2 separate regions of the Homo sapiens genome follow, and region 2 is linked to region 1. A link is a loop called in an ENCODE intact Hi-C map of the cell type or tissue named here. Cell type or tissue: ascending aorta. All regions are shown on one strand. Region 1 overlaps MYLK (myosin light chain kinase). Region 2 overlaps MYLK (myosin light chain kinase).

The links. Peaks named below come from ENCODE experiments on the same cell type or tissue, not always from the same donor. Only the 100,000 strongest peaks of a DNase experiment are listed, where the experiment ranks them.
Region 2: a loop joins it to region 1, with 2.0 times the contacts of the local background. A loop is called at or near these places in 1 of 110 quality-filtered maps.

Annotation. Positions count from the first base shown.
Region 1 is chr3:123,868,350-123,872,349 of GRCh38, reverse strand. The region is part of intron 2 of MYLK (myosin light chain kinase); the gene reads left to right. Among named protein-coding and RNA genes, the nearest start is that of MYLK, 14 kb to the left of the region's middle. In ascending aorta, no CTCF peak of the experiment used is centred here; DNase peaks (open chromatin) are centred at 2,159 and 2,941; H3K27ac peaks cover 4,000 bases.
Region 2 is chr3:123,756,647-123,760,646 of GRCh38, reverse strand. The region is part of intron 4 of MYLK (myosin light chain kinase); the gene reads left to right. Among named protein-coding and RNA genes, the nearest start is that of MYLK-AS2, 69 kb to the right of the region's middle. In ascending aorta, no CTCF peak of the experiment used is centred here; DNase peaks (open chromatin) are centred at 2,446 and 3,246; H3K27ac peaks cover 3,563 bases.

The DNA of each region.
Region 1 (4,000 bases):
AGTTGGTATGAGGAAAAAAACTCCACATAGCTGGGTGTCAGAAGTGTTCTGGGAGTTAAAAACAGGTCATAATAGCCAGATAACAAATATTTTAGGCTTTGTGGGCCATAAGGTACTTTATTCAACTCTCTACTCAACTCTCATAAATCTCCTCTACTCAGTGATTCAGCTCTGCCATTGCAGCATGAAAGCGGCCACAGACAATAGATGGATAAGTGAATGGATGTGGCTGTGTTCCAGGAAGCTGTATTTACAAAAACAGGCTGCAGGTTGGATTTGGCCTGCTGGTCATAGTTTTCCCAGTCATAGTTTGCTGATCCTTGCTTTAGTCTATTGATATGTGGAATTACAGTAATTGATTTTCAAATGTTTAACCAGCCTTACATTCCCAGAATAAACTCCACTTGTGGTATATTATTAATCTTTTTATATATTGCTGGATTTGGTTTACTCAATTTCATTGAAGTTTTTTGTGTCTATATTCATGAAGGATATTGATCCGATGTCTTTGTCTGGTTTTGGTGTCAGGGTATATTGGTAGCCTTATGAGTTGGAAAGTGTTCCTTCTTCTATTTTCTGGAAGAGTTTGCATAAAACTGTTGTTATTTATTCCTGAAAGTTTTAGTAGAATTTGCCAGTGACACCTGAGCCTGAAGTTGTTTTGCGGCATGATTTTCAACAGCAAATTAAATTATTTAATAAATATAGGACTGTCCAGGTTATTTGTTTCTTCTTGAGTGATTTTCGGTAGTTTGTATCTTTGGGATAATTTGTCTATTTAATCTAAAAGACAGAATATTTATAAATGTTCATAATATTAACTTATTATCCTTTTAATTTCTTTAGGAATTGTAGTAATGTCTCATTTTCTATTCCTGATATTTATAGTTTGTATCTTCTCTTTTGCTCTTGGTCAATCTGGCTAGCAGTTTGTGAATTTTATTGGTTCTTTCAAAGAACCAGGTGTTTGTTGGTTTGAGTTTTCTCAATGTTTTTTGTTTCCAGATTCATTGGTTTTTCTTTATCATATATTCTGCTTGTTTTGGGTTCAGTTGCTCTTCCTTTTCTAGTTTGCTAAAGTGAATGCTTAGATCATTGATTTGAGACCTTTCTTCTTTTCTGATAATTTCTAGGGTTCTCCTTTTCTGGGACAGTTGGGTTGGGAAAGGGGACATGGAGGTGTAGAACCAGTTTTCCTACCTCTAAGCATTTATTAGGAGAGCTTTAGTAAAAGCCTTACCAGCAGGGAGCCCTGAGGCTTCTGCTTGGGGGTGGGACCAATGGGAAGGAGGCGAACGGTCACACCATGGACTGTTTCTTTCATGGGAAGCAGTGGCCTGGTCTTCCCACCCTGACAGTCTAGGACCCTAATGCTCATCTGCCTCCCAATATGGTCTGTAGAAAGGAGAGGAAAGGGAGTTGGAGTTCCTGCAGTTTTGTTGGATGAAAGGGTTCTCTCCTAATAGTTTAGACCAGGAGCTGGTGGACTTTTTCTGTAAAGAGGCAGATACAGATAGAAAATATTTTCAACTTTGCAGGCTATACCATCTCTGTCACAGGTATTCATCTCTGCCATTGGAGCACGGAAGGAGCTGTAGATAACATGTAAATGAATGGGCATGGATGTGTTTCAGTAAACCTGGTTTACAAAAATAGACAACAAGCTGGATTTGGCCCATGGGCCATAGTTTGCCTACACCTACCTGCTTTAGTCTACTAATGTGGTGAATTACATTGATTGATTTTCAACTGTTCCAGACAAGTTGTATTCTTGAGATAAATTCCACTTGGTTTAGAGCATCTGGTCTGTGCTGGCCCTGTCTTTGTTTCTCAGCTTGCATTGTCACTGAGCCATGAGCTTCTCAGGGGTAGGGCCACAATAGGGCCATCTCTGATCTCCTGTCAGGTATATGGTAGATGGCTAGTGAACCTTTGTGGCTGGGTGGAAACACCTGTGCCCTTCAGTGGTACTCTGCTGCAGCTTCCTTTTTGGTCCCCCCAGGAGCCTAGAAGAAACGGAGGTTGGGTGGAGGAGTTGGGCTCAAGTGCTGTCACTGCAGGCCCCAGGCTGATCTTTCATTTTGAGACTCTTTTAGAAATGTGACTCATGTTTGGTCTGTGAGGCATTGCTTTCTAATTACTCTCTGTCCTTTTTCTGGGGGATGTGGTTGGCACCATAGCTGGCAGGCTCAGGAATTCAGGCCTCCAGGTGCCAGCCCAGTGCTGGTGTTCTAAAAGGGCTTGATTGACCCCTTTCCAGGACCATGGCTTTCTAGATCCTTTTATAGAAGAGTGTGCCTGTGTGTGGGAAGGGGCAGAGCAGGAGGGTCCATGCCCTTCTGGCTCCTAAGTGACCTTCATGCCTGTGGAGTGTGGACTAGATAGAGCCATGTGACAAGGCATTACAAATGGATTTTGCACAGGTAGATTTCATCGTCCATCTTAGCCAATTTTCCTAATTGATTGGGAGGGCTGGGTGGGCAGTTGATGGGAAGGTCCTGGAGCTAACAGACCTGGGTTTCAATCCCAGCTCAAGAACTTATTAGATGGGTGAATCTGGGCACATTATTTAACTACTCTGAACTTCAGTTCACTCCCTTATAAAATGGAGATGTAACAACTTCCCAGAATTGTTGTGAGGGGTATGTTAAGTCCCTCACTTTCTCTCCTGGGCTGACAGAGGTGAGCAGAGTGGTGGACAACAGAAGTGCAAAACGACTTGAAAACATGGGAGAATCCATTTGCAGACTGGGATATGGAGAGGGTGTGCTGGTCCCCTTTTCCTGCCTAGAATATTTCAGAGCTGAAAGATGGGGAGGGGTGATTCAAGGGCCAAGCCTCTGATTCTGCTCTGGAGCAAGACCACCCTAGGTCTGGATGATGCCTTAGGTTGTTTGGGCCTCTTGTCTTTCATTGTTCAGCCAGGTTCACTGGGATAGGAACCTGGAGCTGTGCCAGTCCTGGTTTAGAGGAATTAGTTGCATAATTGCCTTGGATTTAATGGGAAAATTTAAGGCCTCTTGGACCTGTTGATAATAATAACCCTCCTTATGACTACCCAGTGTGGGAGGAGTGAGGAGAGTCACCTCCAACTGCCTTCAGAACACCACCACCTTTTCATGTGTTCTGAGGTTTCTGCTTTCCTCTTGACAAGGTTCAAGACCCTTTTGCACACGTGTTAGGGGATGAGGACCCTGCTTTCCTGCAGAGTCTGTGAGTTAAGGGCACTACAGCTCCTAGGCCGCCCTGCTCACCCCAGACTGAGGCCTCATTGCCTTCTGGGACAATCAGACCAAGGCTTTTACTGGAGAGCTCATAAAACTTGTTAAGGATCAAGAACTAGATAAAGTTCCAATTTTGTCACCCTGAGATAATCTTGTATTATTGTACCTGAAAACAGTATTGAAACACAGATCTCATTGTGACACCCCTGGTTAAAAACAATGTTAATCCCCTGCTACCTAAAAGACAAAATTTCAGCTATTCAACGTGGCATGTAAAATAGGCTGCAATTAGGCCTGCCACATAAAATATTCAGTTATTATTTTGCTATAAATACTTCTCATTTGGATAATGTTTTACAGTTTATTTGTACATTTTGCATTTAATCTTTGTCAATCTTATGATATTGTTCTTGTTCCCACTTTGTAGTTGATGGCCCAAAGTTTAGGGAAGTTAAAAGGAATTTGTCCAAGATCAGGTGGCCACAATAAAGTCAAACTAAGCACAGGGTATAAATTAGTGCTCACTTGCTACTTCCTCACTGTATGACCTTGAACAAGTTTATTTATCTATAAAGAATCAGGGATAATACAACAAACTTGTAAAGTTTTTGTGAGGATTAGATGAGAGAATCCAAGCAAAGTGCTTGGGGGAATGCCTGGCACATAGTAAGTGCTCAGAAAATGTTGGGTATTATTACGATACTCTATTTTAATTGTTCCACAATTAATGTTTTCAGTTTTTAATTCCACTATTATAAGTAACACTGTTATAATGA
Region 2 (4,000 bases), 110 kb after region 1:
AAGTAGTTTCATGCCATTAACAGAGCTGGGAGTGAAATGGAGTTTAGGGTACCTCATTATAAAAAAAAAATTGTTGACTTTGAAGAAAAGAAGAGAGGAAAAGTCTAACCTTTAGAATCTATTAATGTGGTATTGTACATGTGCTATCTCAGTTAATTATAAACTTCTCAGCCAGGCGTGGTGGCTCATGCCTGTAATCCCAGCACTTTGGGAGGCCGAGGCAGATGGATCACCTTAGGTCGGGAGTTCAAGACCAGCCTGACCAACATGGAGAAATCCTGGCTTAACTAAAAATACAAAATTAGCTGGGCGTGGTGGTGCATGCCTGTAATCCCAGCTACTCGGGAGGCTGAGGCAGGAGAGTCACTTGAACCCGGGAGGCGGAGGTTGCGGTGAGCCAAGATCACACCATTGCACTCCAGCCTGGGCAACAAGAGCAAGACTCTGTCTCATAAATACATACATACATACATACATACATACTTCTCCATGGAAGTAGATTCTGATATCATCTGCACTTTGCAGTTACGTAAACTCAGAGCCAAATAAGTAACTTGCTCAATGTCAGGCAGCTGATGATTGATGCAGCCCACATCCACACATAGATCTGTCTGACTCCAAAGGCCATATACCTTCCTGAAGTAAGTAGGTGGGACTTTTTTTTGCAGGTGACAGAAACTCCAGCTAGGTTAAGCAAAAGATATGTATTGTCTCATATACCTGAGCGGGTCCAGAGTCTACCACAGCTCTGTCAACTCTGTCTCCATTTCTTCTCTTCACTGTATATATCAGCTCTTATTCTCCAGATGGCTTCCTCCTTCTGGGAGGAGGCAAGAAAATAGATAATGGGGCTTGGGAGAGAACGGCTGCAGATAGGCTAAGTCTTACATCTTCTCAGTTTTGGGTCTCTGTGAAAAGAGACAGCTTTGGTCTCTCAATATTCAAAGATAAAGTTGCAGGGAAGATCTCTCATTGGCTGGCTTGGAACATATGCCTATTGTTTGAGACCAAGTGCTTTGGCCAGGAGGCATTTTACCAATTGGCATCCCCACCGGGTCTAACACATAATGGGTGGAAAGGGAGGAGGCACTTCCTCCAAAGGAGAGGAATGCTGCTTACACTGGCAGGCAGGAGAGCCTAGCAAATCAAAACCACGTCAAACCACAGCATTAATTTGTTAAACCTCTGCAATGCCACATGCCTCTCATTAATACTTAATATGTCTGAGAGTGCATCTCTATTTGGTAGCAGAAACTGGAGAGCTGCCACAGAAGAGTGATCTCCTGGGCTTGCTCCTCCAGCTGAAGACACAGTATCCGTGGAGACCCATGGTGAGAGTACAGCCAGAACCCCAAAGTTTTGTGTAGAGGTTCTGGAAAGCCTGGAGCCCCACAACTATCCCAGAAGGGCTGGGAGTTAAACCAGAAGGACATCTGTTTTGCTATGAAAACAATGCATTTGGGGGAACAAGGAAGGTATCAACGTGAGAAGTTGCCCATCACACTTAAAATTCTATGTCTTTGGCCAGGCACAGTGTCTCATGCTTATGATCCTAGCACTTTGGGAAGCCAAGGCAGGCAGATCTTTTGAGACCAGAAGTTCAAGACCAGCCTGGGCAACATGGAAAGACCCCATTTCTACAAAAGTACAAAAAATTAGCTGGGCATAGTGGCATATGCCTATAGTCCCAGCTACTTGGGAGGTTAAAGTAGGAGAATCACCTGAGCCCAGGAGTTCGAGGCTGCAAAATGAGCTGATTGTGCCACTGCACTCTAGCCTGGGCAACAGAGTGAGAACGTGTCTCAGAAAAAAAAGAAAGAAAGAAAGAAAGAAAAATCTGTATCTTTGTTTGGCTGCTCCAAAGGGTTTTAGATGCTTATATCATTAAAAGGGAATCAAAAAGTTGCATGTGTTGATAAGGTTGGTCTAGATAAAAGGAAATAGATCTTTTTGATTAAGCGGTCCAGAAGGGCTTGAATTGTAACCCCCAGCTACGGAGCTATAACTTGCCTTGTGTTTTCAGTGACAGAAACAAGTCCTCAGCCTTGCAGATGTCGAGGTGCAGGGATTCCTATGTCTCGGGTCATAGGAAAAGAAAGCATGCCATAGGAAGTGAGAGTGGCTGATCACAGAGAAAGAGACTTTGAGCATCTGTCCCTGGAGACCCACATGGCATTTGCTGAGCCATTGAGAGGAACAATTCTCTGCATTCTGGTTTTATTTACACGGAAGCACTTTTGTCCTCATTGGTTTACAAGTTGGACATGGGGGTGGGGAGCATCCAGCAGTTTAAGCCTCTCACTAATTGCTGTTTTTAGTTGGTATGGTCTCTTCCTGATGGGTTCTGTGGGTTCAGTTAAGGCTTTTGACTGTTGGCAATGGGATTATTCAAAGCCTTAATTAAGTGCCTGCCTGCTTATGGGGCTGAGTGCCAGTTGCTGACACAGACGCAGGCTCTGAAGCTTGGTCATGCCATGCCCCTGGCTCACCCTTCACTCTTCACCCTCATAACATACCCATGAGGTAAGTTTTATAGACATTTTCTGTGGTCTGATTTGTTTGGGGTGTTAATGTTTTCCTTCTTTTTTTTTTTTGTGCAACCACGTCCATTTATTATCTGAGTGAGCTTATACTTGGAGATGGGGCAGAAGAAGATTGATTCTTCTTCAGCTAATCCCTCAGCACCATTGGTTTTATTTCCTACTATTTTTCAGTTTTTAATCACCAGTCCTCTTCTAGTCTTTTATCATAGGAGAAACAACACTTGTAACAGGGTAAGAAGTTCACAGTAATGTGTTACAGGCAGGCAGGCAACAATCATGAATACATAGACAGTGTTGCAGAATGAGGCTTTGTCAGCTTAGGGGAGATGTCCATCTAGAAGAATTCCTTAATGTCCCCTCCTCCAGGCCCAGCCTTTCCCAGCATCCCTTCAGTTACTTAACAATCAAGTAAATACTCAGTGGCAACCCCTCGGGTCTGTTGTTCCCAGCCCTAAAGATTCTTCAGCTCACTGCTCATATCTTCTTGGTGCATCTTCCCAATCCCCAGTGTCCTGCTGGGCAGTCTGTTTTCTCCCTGGCCTCAGCTCAATCCTGCTTTCTCTCCTTCCTGGTCTTCCTCCATCCCTGATGTGGGCAGAGCCTCAGTTCCTTCTTCCTGCTCATGTGACCTATCTGCGGTTGGGCCACCGCAGCTGTGCCCTGCAGCTGTGTGGGTTTGTAGTGTGTGCATTGCGCCAGGCCCTGCCAGACAAAAAAGACATGCGGCAGATCTGCAGAATCAGCACAATCACCCCCTTTCTGCTACTCACCAAGCTTGGAGAAGATGGATATGTTGCTTTGAGTCTTGGAGGACCTATAGGGACAAAGAATTTGCCCCTGCTCTGAGCACAGGCTATGGTAGCCCGTCCTAAGCAACTGAGGATAAGTTGAAAGCCCTTGATATATGTTAGAGAAAAACCAAAATGTTTAGTGCTCTAACAGATGTTTTGCTTTTAGTCATTAAGTAAATCTCAAGGCAGCACCAGGTTCTGGAAACTGCCTCTCAAGTGAGACAGGCAGGTAGAATGCAGTGGCCAAGCGACTGCCTGCCTGCAGCTCAGCTTTCTCCTCAACCTTCAGCAAGCACAGAATGAGCCCTCATTCCTTTTAAAGGCCTTTTGAGGCCATAAAGGTTTTTGAGGACATTTTATGAAGCTGGAGCACAGTTTTACTATTTAAAATTATTATAGGGGTTATGGTGACTATATCTTTATTTTTATGACAAGTTGTTGGTTATACCCTTGATTTATTTGATACCGGGCTTTTGTTCAAGAATACAACCTCCAATTAAATGTGGTTACTGTGTCAAGAATGCGATTCTCTCCTTAGAGTGACCCTCTTTGGTGCCATTTCCAAAACTCATTGTGGTGAAAACTCAGGGCTGTCTATTCATGTTTGTGAGCATTTCTTCTGTGGTTACTTGGTTTTCTCATATGGAGGATTAGAGGGTACTAAGG